2 separate regions of the Homo sapiens genome follow, and region 2 is linked to region 1. A link is a contact called in ENCODE Hi-C or POLR2A ChIA-PET data. All regions are on one chromosome and are shown on one strand. Each heading gives the region's core, a stretch centred on a gene start or an enhancer-like site at or near the end of the contact. The rest is flanking DNA. Distances are from core to core; before and after follow the strand shown.

Evidence for each region. A loop is a pair of places that touch in the nucleus more often than their neighbours do. ChIA-PET counts read pairs that join two places held with the same protein, here RNA polymerase II (POLR2A). Pooled maps may share reads with other maps.
Region 2: a map of CD14-positive monocyte shows a loop between it and region 1 (3-fold over the local background). The contact joins two enhancer-like sites. A Hi-C loop is called at or near these places in 13 of 168 maps with a recorded cell type or tissue (CD14-positive monocyte, CD8-positive, alpha-beta T cell, GM12878 and 9 more), 30 of 37 single-sample maps with no recorded cell type and 19 of 50 pooled maps. POLR2A ChIA-PET finds 5 or more read pairs at or near these places in 4 of 52 experiments (H1, K562, WTC11 and 1 more).

What each region holds. Positions count from the first base shown.
Region 1 is chr9:68,842,742-68,848,110 of GRCh38, forward strand. The region is part of intron 4 of PIP5K1B (phosphatidylinositol-4-phosphate 5-kinase type 1 beta); the gene reads left to right. Among named protein-coding and RNA genes, the nearest start is that of PABIR1, 65 kb to the left of the region's middle. RefSeq lists an enhancer at 5,076-5,255. Within about 2 kb of position 2,435, at least 7 of the 41 ENCODE cell types and tissues checked have a DNase peak (open chromatin) inside an H3K27ac peak, as active enhancers do; they include GM12878, where a contact is called at or near this core.
Region 2 is chr9:68,980,402-68,985,163 of GRCh38, forward strand. All of the region lies in intron 14 of PIP5K1B (phosphatidylinositol-4-phosphate 5-kinase type 1 beta), which reads left to right. Among named protein-coding and RNA genes, the nearest start is that of PRKACG, 31 kb to the right of the region's middle. Within about 2 kb of position 1,615, at least 4 of the 41 ENCODE cell types and tissues checked have a DNase peak (open chromatin) inside an H3K27ac peak, as active enhancers do; they include GM12878, where a contact is called at or near this core.

The DNA of each region.
Region 1 (5,369 bases), core at 1,185-3,684:
AACATCCTACAATGGACAGCTCCACACATCAAAGAAGTCTCGAATCCAAAATGTCAATAGTGCCAAAGTTGAGAAATCCTGGCCTACAGGAATTTATGACTTATCTGATACTGGGCTTTGAAGGCTATATAGACAGTTGATTAATTTAGAAACAGCTTGGCTTGTGGAATAAACATACCTGGTATAGTCTGTGAACTGAAGTGAGCCAAGGTGGTCCCAGTATTGCTTCCACACTTGCTGTCTCAGATCTCTGTTCTCAGTGACCAGAGTTAAAAACCAGCTTCCCTCTGCCCTTCACGTCTGTGGGTCCTATGGTTGAGGATTTTTATGTATTGTTTTTCTTTGGGGTCCTGATAAAGCTTAGATAACCAAACATAGAATTTTTAAAGGTGATTGTGAATACAAAGAACTAAGGAGTGCCTTACCCTGATCCATTCTTTACACAAGCAGCCCCAGTCAGGGAACCCTATGCCAGGGGAGGAATTGGGCCTCAGCATGGACAAGTCTTGGCAAAGACCGCTATGGCAGCAGTGTCTGAAAAAGGAAAAGAGTCCAAGGAGGGAGGAAATGACTAGGAGGCTGCTAGAGCCTTCCCTCAGCGCCATGTTCTACTCACAGACCAATGTAGTAAAAATGATTTGTATTTCCTTGTTCCTTTTTAAATTTTTGAAAAAAAATTTCCATATTTGGGGGTTTTCCCCATTGCCAGGTGGTTACATTCCAAAGAAATTATATCATGGGATACAGACACAAGTATTTCCAATCATGCTTATTGTGTAGGGCTGATGGCAAGGTGATTCCCCTCCATGGCCACACATCATAACCAGGCAAGCCCGTTAAGTATCAGCAACTGGAAGTCCAGCATCAGGACCACCCATCCCTCTGTCAGGCAGCCCCGGTTGGTGGTGGTAAATGGAGGAGACTGAGGCCTCTTTCACTCACTTAAATTCGGAGAGTGAGCCACTCTACTCCTGTTGGGAAAACCTATTTCCTTACCCAACGAGACTGTAGAAAATTCCCCTCAGCCATATACCATGCCAGGTTTCTTTTACAAGCCAACCTGTTTCCAAGCAACCCTTCTTGTAACCTTCTGGAGCCAAGTATCTGATATTCGTACTGGGAGAAAGATGAACGGATTCTGCACAGACACGGGCCCTGCCAACATGGGCCTGGGAAGAGGGGAAGCTGGATGTGTGGCTCAGGAGACAGGCAGAGGTTGTTAGAGGAAGCACAGAATACTGGAGGTGAAGATAAAGTCAGTAGTTGGCCAGGCCTTTTGTGCAACGGACTCAAGAAACATGTAAGAGAACAAAACATTTTTAGACTGATAACTGATTACTTGTGTACATCTTGAAAGTTGGCTGCTGCAGGGCCTAAACAAGAGAGAGGCCTTACAGTAGGGGTTATGTGTCCATAGGCTCATGGAAGCTTGGCATTGAGATGATCTTCATTCATTCAATATCATCTACTCAGTCATTCAGCCAACACTGAGTTAAGCTCTGAGCAAGGCATTGTAGTTAGATGGCAGATAGGTTAGCGTTGTTGGAAAGAGTGTGGGGTCAGAGGTCTGGGCTGCAGAAACCCACCACAGTTTCCTCTAATCATGCCTGGGAAGGGGGAACCAAGGGGGAAGGAAGCAGCCCTCTATTGAGCAATCAACTATGCATCGGGCACTTCCACTTGTGTTGTAGCAGCAGGAGCCAATAATCGTGCATTTGGGACTGGGCCACTAGAAGACTGGCTTGTTGGGATCAAGTCAAGGGGTTCTTGGAAACCTGCTGAGAACAGGCCCATCACCTGACAGCCCAGAAAGATGTCCGAGTCTGGTGGCCAGATCCAATGGGGGAGATCCAGTGGGGGAGATCCAATGGGGGAGATCTAATGGGGGAGAGCCAAAGGTGTTTGTTGGTAGCTCTGACACCAACTTTTATGACCTGGGCAACAACCAAAACAATTTAATAACGCTCTCTCAGAGTTCAAGAGAAAAGGACTAAACAGAAATAAGCAGCAGCCCAGCCTCTACCCAGCTGGTACTCCTGGAAATTGCACATGGGTGAAGCAAGGCTGCTTCCTCCTGCTCCACTTGTGAGAAAAATGACTGCCTGTTCTCCTTTCTCAGTATCGGTCTCTAAGAGTTGTAATCCAAAGAAGGCAAAATACAATTACTTTCTGTTGCATTTTTAGAGCAGCAACTGTAAGTGGGAGGGAAAAAAAAACAGACATCTAGAAAATGGTGGAATGAAATATGTTAAATCATACAAAACAAGTGGCTTCCAGTGACCACCTATACTGAAAAATAAATGAAATCAGAAAGTCGTATATCGTGTAGAATTTTAGAGGAGGAAGAAATTTTGGCAATTCTCTAAGCCAGCTGCCTTCATTTTCTAGAGGAGGAAAGTGAGCCCCCGTGCTATAATGAAGCTGTCTCAGAGTCTCACAGCCCCCTGGTGGCAGAAGGAGCCTGAAACTGATTGTGCTGCGTGTTGGTGATCCCAAATGTCTGTCCATGTTTGTAAATTAATATGGTGGGGCTTATGAAATCAGGACCACAGTCATTGTCTGTGAATACTTCTCTTTTTCTACCTTTGGTCAAAAAGTTGGTTGGTAGAAGAAGAGCTAGAAGCCTAGAGCCAGAGCCGTGGAGCCGTGGGGGTTCTCTTTCATCCTATCTGCAGCTTGGGTAGCCAGCTGGGTTTTGGAGGAGAGTGCATCTCTTCCGAAGACCTTAGTTGCTTTCCTTGCGGAAGGGCTGATCCTGGCCTCCGGGAACAGGAGAAACATAGTAATTTTAAAGGTTATGAGGAAAGGAGGATAGGGATCCCGAAGGCCAGGGAGGAAAAGCCAGTGAGTTTGGAGCGTGGGAGCTGCAGGCAGGTGGGAGAAGCTGAAGGCCTAACGTGGCTGTTTTATTTGTTTAAATGTACAGGGCTCAGAAATAGAGGATTTTGGAAACTGTATTCCACTGTTCTAAAAGAGAAAGTGTGTAGGGGGGAAAATAGCATCTTGACTACAATGTAATCCTAGATCTTGAAACGTGAGGTTACATGGACAAAAAATGCTTAATCCCAACTTGAAAGTATGCATAATATTCAAAATTATCCCCCACCTTCAGTGCTTTACCCAGGTTATGGAGATTCTTGAAAAACATGTAAATGAACTTTGTGTATGTTAGTCTATGTACACATTTAGGAAGAGTTCCATTTAATAGTCTTTTTGTAAAACATGATCTAGGATTTATCTTTCATATGTACAATCCATCTGAATTTAAGTTTCCTCATCTGTGGGGGTAATATACGGGTTATGGTGAGAAATAAATGTTGCAAATAACTTAATCTTACACAAAATAAGCACTTAACACAATAAAATATATGTGTATTAAAATATCTCAATGGAAGTCATTGCATTAGAGTCTTCAAATACTCAAAACCAGTCTTTTTCTACCCAGGAAACACCTACATTCTAAATTTTAAAGCCCCTTTAGGTAAATACTGATATTAATGTTTCAGATTGTTTTGTTTAAAATTCTCTTGGCATTGTTCTTCTGTGGTTTTCCAGAAATATGGCCAGAACTACAAAGCACATGGTACTGTAAACAATTGCTATGCCAGTCATTTAAAATAACTCAATTATTAAAGGAGGGATGTCTTCACCCCCACTCTTTCAGAAAAGACAGCTTGGCCTCTAAATTCTTATGAATTTAGAGAGAAGCCATTTTCCTCATCCCTTCTTGATGTCATTCCTTAGTCCTTACATCTGCTGGATCTATTCTATAAGGAGTGTTTAGGGCTGGCATATGGAAAAATGATTTGAGATTGGTAAACAGCAAGTCACAGCAAGTGATGCCTCTCACTGTCAGTCTATAAAATCACTGCATCGTCAATTTGAAAGTGTTTTTGTTCTATGTATGATTCCATCTCATTTAGCAACAGTTACCCTGCCCCTTTCTTCCTTCTAAACCTTGGATCCCTGAGCTTTGCTTTTCTATTTCGTAAATGTTATTTATTCCTCTAACATAGATAATGACATCTGTGATATAATACATGTATGTATAATTCCCTATCATCAACCCTTACAGCTTACTATGAAAATTAAGAGGAGGAAGAATTAAACTGGTAGAGATTTGAAAGGAAGAGAAAAACTATTTTGATTTCTTCTAGGCCTGTTTCACTACCATTTATTATAGTCCTCATTATGTCTTTTATATATCAAGAAAAAAACTGCAGGACCAAAATTGAGGCACAAGTGGGAAAAAACATCCAGTGATCCCTACCCCAATAAGAAGCTTCATTTTTATTTTTTTCTTTTTGTTTGGGTAAATGGATAGCAATTAAGTCCTCCTGTCTTATGAAGTCAGAGATTTATCTCTTGAATTAATTAACTGCAGAATAGTGACGAGTGGCCCAGTGAACACTATCAGAGCACTGAGAGATGCTGGTTTATTTCCCCTCCTTAGCTAAATACATTCTTCTTTTTAAAACTGAAGAGGTCAGTTGGTGGGATGAAAAAGAAAGGTTTGCAGTCTCTTGGGATAGGCGGTAAAAGATAACAACCAGATCTTGTATGCCACTGATATTTCCAGAGTATATTAAGTTTCCATGCTGGTTTCCACCTTTTTAAGGGAGTTATAATCATCCCCTCTCATTCCCTAAATCAGCAACAACAGCAGTGGTTTTGTGTGTGTGTGTGTGTGTGTGTGTGTGTGTGTGTGTGTGTGTGTGTGTGTAGGTGGGGATAACATTAGGCCAGAAGGGATGGATGAGAGGGTGGAGGTTGCTGAGGGTTTCTTTGAGGGGAGGTTGGTTGTCCTAATCTTGTTTTACTTAAAGCTGGTAAACAGCCTAGATTCTAATTCCTATTCTAAAGATTCCCAATGTTATAGTGAAACCTTTCCACTTTGGCCCCATATAGGACACCTTTTCAATTAGTGCCCATGTGTCTGTGCACCTGACATGGCAGAGGGCTGTGATATGCCCCTGGAGAACTCTGTAGAGCAGAGGTTTGACTTTGGCCCTGACCCATCTCCACACCTATGGGCAAAGAGTTAACCATGGATTTGCCAGTCAAAGGAGAATGCAAATTAAAAGAGTAGAAGCTGGCTTGGTATTGCTTGGAAACAGGCCCATGTAGCCAATAAACAAGCAGTTGGAGTAGCCACATATTTTAGCTGGGCCTGTGCTAAACTGAAACACAAAACTACAAAGCTGCTATTTCTGTAATTCTATGTGGGGTTATGACATCAGGTATGACAGTTATGAGCATGGACTCAGGGTTAACAGATCTAGGTTCAAGGGCCAGCTTTGCCACCTCCTCACTGTGTAGCCTTGGATAAGCTGATTTGTCTTTCTGGGCCAGTTTCATCTTATGTAAAT
Region 2 (4,762 bases), core at 365-2,864, 140 kb after region 1:
TGTTATCAGTTAATGTTCTGGTAGCTAAACTAAGAGCAGAAAAGGAATTCTTTCCAAGGTCTTACGATAAATCTGTCTATGCAAGCAGACCTCATCAAAGCCCCATGAAAACAGGCAGAGTCTCAGAGGTAAGAGTCCTGTTGATACTCCTGTTTGCTTATCCCAAAGAGCTTTACCCTCTCTTGGCCTTTCTTTCTCTTGTACTATCCAAACTGATCCTCTTGCTGGCCTTGTGAGATGGGCTGGGCATCTTTCCCACCCACAGATGAGGAACCAGGAGCTCAGTGTCATAACTTGCCCAGCATTGTAACCAGTAATCAGAGACGCAGAGCTTGTATCAAGGCCTCTGCCCTTCGCCTGGATATTCTCTGAGGTTTCTTCCCCACATGACAGTTTCTGAAGGGCAAAAACCTCCTAACATGAAGCAGCCTAAAATGTGGCATGAATTTAAGCAAACTTAGGGGGCAAAAAAAAGACTCCATTTAACTTTGATTTGGGAAACATTTTTCTTTGCATGACCCAGCAATTATGACTCTGAACCCAGAGAGGGAAATATAACCCTAACTCACTGTTGGCCAGGCAGTATACAATATTTATATAGTCACAATACTATAAACTCTATGTGTCAATTTTCTAATTTTAGAGCCAATCTGTGGACAAAGAGGGAGCAATTTTGTTATAGCTGCAAGATAGGATATAAATATGAACAGCCCTGACAAAGTAGAGATAAAAGTTGTTCGGTGTTTTTTAAGTGTGTCTAATATAAAGTGAGAGGGGAAAGCAGGGACAAAGATGAAATAATGTGGGGAGTTAAAGGATACGGTGTGTGGTTGATGGAATAAAAAAGCTCACTAGGTATGTTATTTACAGTTACAAAATAAAATATAAATAGCAAATGTTGGAAGAAGACACAGGGTAGAAGAGGGTAAATGTCCCTCATAGTGAATCAATGGATGCTACCTTAGGTTAAGAATCTTTTAACCCCTGATTCATCAAAAGACATGAAGGGAATCGCCAGAAAATATTAAAAGAGAAATCCCAAAAAGGGCTGCTGCCCCTAGGGAATGGCGGAGGGTGGGGGTGGGGAGGGCAGGAGGTTGTTGCTTTTCATCAGAAGTCATCTGTGTTGTGTGCTTTATTATGATGTTTATTACTTCGATTAAAACAAATTGAGGCAGTGAGAGAATGACTTTTAAAAGACAAAAACTGTGGATAGTACCATATGTTCCCTCAACAAATGCTCTCATGAGAATTAGCTATAAAACACTCATTAGGTCTGCAAACAGAAATCAGAGTGTTCCAGGCTATAAAATTATCAATGACTGTTTTCAGCAGTCCAGCCAGGCTAATGCTCTCCAATGAAGCCAAACTAATGTTGCTGATAACCAAAAGAATCTTTTTTTTTTTTTCTGTAAATGACAGAGGCCTGTGTGGCATCAGGGTGCCATTAACGTTTTCTCCTAGAGAGACAGCCAGGAAGAAAAATCGCTCCTCCTGTACTGCTCTCACCTGTGAGAAGTTTATGACTTGTTCGGAGAGCAGAGCACAGAGCCCGGGAAGAGTACTGGCAGTTTCTGTGTTTTTACAAGGGAAGAACATAGCTGAGTAGATTAACAGTTTCCTGTGTGGCTTGTTGCAAATTACATGCAATTAGCCCTCAGACAGCCTGAATCGAGAGAATTGTGGCAAAACTTGATGGTGCAGAACCTAGGCAGGCAGCCAGACTCCTAAACCCAGTCACGTAAATTTGCTGCTGTAACTGGATCTTCCCAAGCCACAAGTCTGAGAAATGGTGGGCACTCTGACCTGACCACTAGATTTTCAGGATATTCCTCCTAAGAGAGGTATCCTTGCTTCTAAGTGACCCCTAAAACAGAACCTAGGAAACTCTCAGCCAGATAAATTAGAAATTGATTCTAAATAGGCTTGTGCCCAGGAAATCAACAATGCAGTAAAAATATCAGGACAAAAGCAAGAATACTTCCCAAAGTCAGAACTGAGGAGCAATGAATATTAAATTGATCAATGGCATAGACATTTAAATGAAAATCCTTTTTTTAAATGTATATTACTGGCCAGGCACGGTGGCTCACGCCTGTAATCCCAGCACTCTGGGAGGCTGAGGTGGGTGGATCGCCCAAGGCCAGGAGTTCAAGACCAGCCTGGCCAACATGGTGAAACCCCATCTCTACTAAAAATACAAAAAAAAAAGTAGTTGGGCATGGTGGTGCGCACCTGTAGTCCCAGCTACTTGAGAGGCTGAAGCAGGAGAATCGCTTAAGCCCGGGAGGTGGAGGTTGCAGTGAGCCAAGATTGCACCACTGCACTCAAGCCTGGGTGACAGCGAGACTCCATCTCAAAAAAAAAAAAATTATATTACCTTTACTGCTTGGGGCATCTTCAAGAGAAGACTTTGCTGTAGACTATGGATGCATTTATTTGAATTAGATGACTTATTCTTGCGTTATCTCCTTACTCTTTTGATAATTACATTTCATTATTTTTTAAGCCACAATGGACATGCACATACATACTCCTGCATACAGTTTATAGGTTCTTGAGCCTAGGTAAGACTTTATGTCCTATGTGAAACATTTCTTGATTAGGAAAGTTACACCTTTCTCTTCAGTAGTGCATATAACCTTTACTAATCTCTCTTTGCTAAAAATAATGTGACAGTGTTAAACTGAAATATTTTTAGTATCTGTTTTGGCTGAGGCCCAAAACAAAAGTAAATGTGAGACTATAGCACTTGCAAAGGTCAAAACTGGTTTTTGAATGGCAGAAAATCAGCTCTACAGCCCTCAGCTGACTACCCACCTCCAGCCTTTAAAAGAGGTTATTGAGGCCAAGAAAAGAGTGGCAGTTAGAATGTGATCTTTAGAGAGAACTGTTGATCAGAGGTGTCTGTCCCCACCCAGGGACACTTGGGAGGGCTTGATAAGTGTCCTGTGGAGGATGTGGCTCATGCCTGAGATCCTATGATGGCAGAGCAAGGAGAGTTTGCTGTTTGGAGTTGGCTTCTGCTACTCACTTCCTATCTTTTTTCTGTGTGTGTGTTTTTTTTTTCTCCTTAGCACTTTTGACCAACATAATACATATTTTAAATACTTATCTCATTGTCTGTCTTCTTTAATACTATGTAAGTTCCATCAGGCACAGACTTTTAAAATTTGATCTCTGTATTCTAGGTGCTAGAATCCATTCTAGGTGCAGTGTGCATACATGGATACTCAATAACTATTTGCAGCTGGGAGCAGTAGTAGCTCATGCCTGTAATGGCAGTGCATTACAGGCCTGTGTGGCTTGTTGCAAATTGTGTGCAATTAGCCCTCAGACAGTCTGAATCGAGAGAACTGTGGCAAAACTTAATGGTGCAGCACATCGGCAGGCAGCCAGACTCTTAAACTCTTGGCCTTTGGGATGATAACTTGAGCCCAGGAGTTTGACACCAGCCTTGGCAATATAGGGAGACCTCATCTCTACCAAAAAAATTTTAAAAAGAAACACCAGGCATGGTGGCACATGCCTTTAGTCCCAGCTACTTGGGGGCTGAGGCAGGAGGATCATTTGAGCTCAGGAGTCCAAGGCTGCAGCAAGCCAAGATTGCAACACTGCACTCCAGCCTGGATGACAGAGCAATACCCTGTCTCTAAAAAATACAAATTAAATAACTAAATATTTGCATCCTACATTCATTACCACAAATCACTCCAACAACCCTACTCGTTCTGTATTATTATTCTCATTTTACATATGGGAAACTGGAGCTCTTACTCAGAAGGGTTAAGAAACTTACCCAGTATCACATACAACTAAGTCCAAGAGCCAGAATTGAAAGTCAGATTCATCTGATTCCAAAGCTTATGCTCTGCCTGTTAATGCTTTCTCAGCTCAGGTGCCTGTTTCCTGAAAATGTATTCTCATCCTTTTTTGGGTGCTAGGTAGTATCTAATCTAAGATTTTTAGGCAAGTAACATGCCATTCTGTGCTGTGGTCTCACTTGGTAGATCCTGCATAATGAGGATAACAAATAGAAAGATTAATTAATTGGTTATGTAGCTTACACTCAATACCAAGACAATAATAATTTCAGATTATTCAGAATACATTTAATGGTACTTTACTGTATAAATGCCTGATTATTCATTTAGGGCTGTATATTCTCCCAAATTCTTTTATATGTATAATTTGGTTTAAATATTAAATTGTTGGAAGCTTAAGTAGCATTATTTTCATTGTTCAATCTTAATATCCATTGTTTTAAATATGTTGTTTTAGAAAGCATATTTTGCTTACTTTTCCTCAAAACTTTCTGTTCATTGTTACTCTTCCCAAAAGAACAAAGATCTCCACAGCTAACACCAAACATCATATACCATATTTGTTTTTGTGGGTATTCTGTAATTATTTTCAAGCTCCTAGGCACATTTGCGTACACTACTTTTGTTTCTGCAATGACAAATTTCTAAAATGTTAGCAGCAATGACTGTAAAAAAGGGTAGTTAATTGGAAAAGAGTTCAGATCCTAACTCTGTTTAGGGACCATGTAACCCAGGCAAGCCGCTGCACCTCCCTGGGCCTCATCCTGGAAGTAGAGATGTTGGGCAGACACATGGGGAGGGATTGCGTGTATGAGTGTAACAGGCTGGGTGGGATGCTCGAGTGAGGTGGGGACCCTGCAGCAATGCAGAGGACATGCTCGGTCTAAGGAAGGCAGCTGCAATCTCACTGCTACTCAGAAATGTAGGCTTACAGTTGG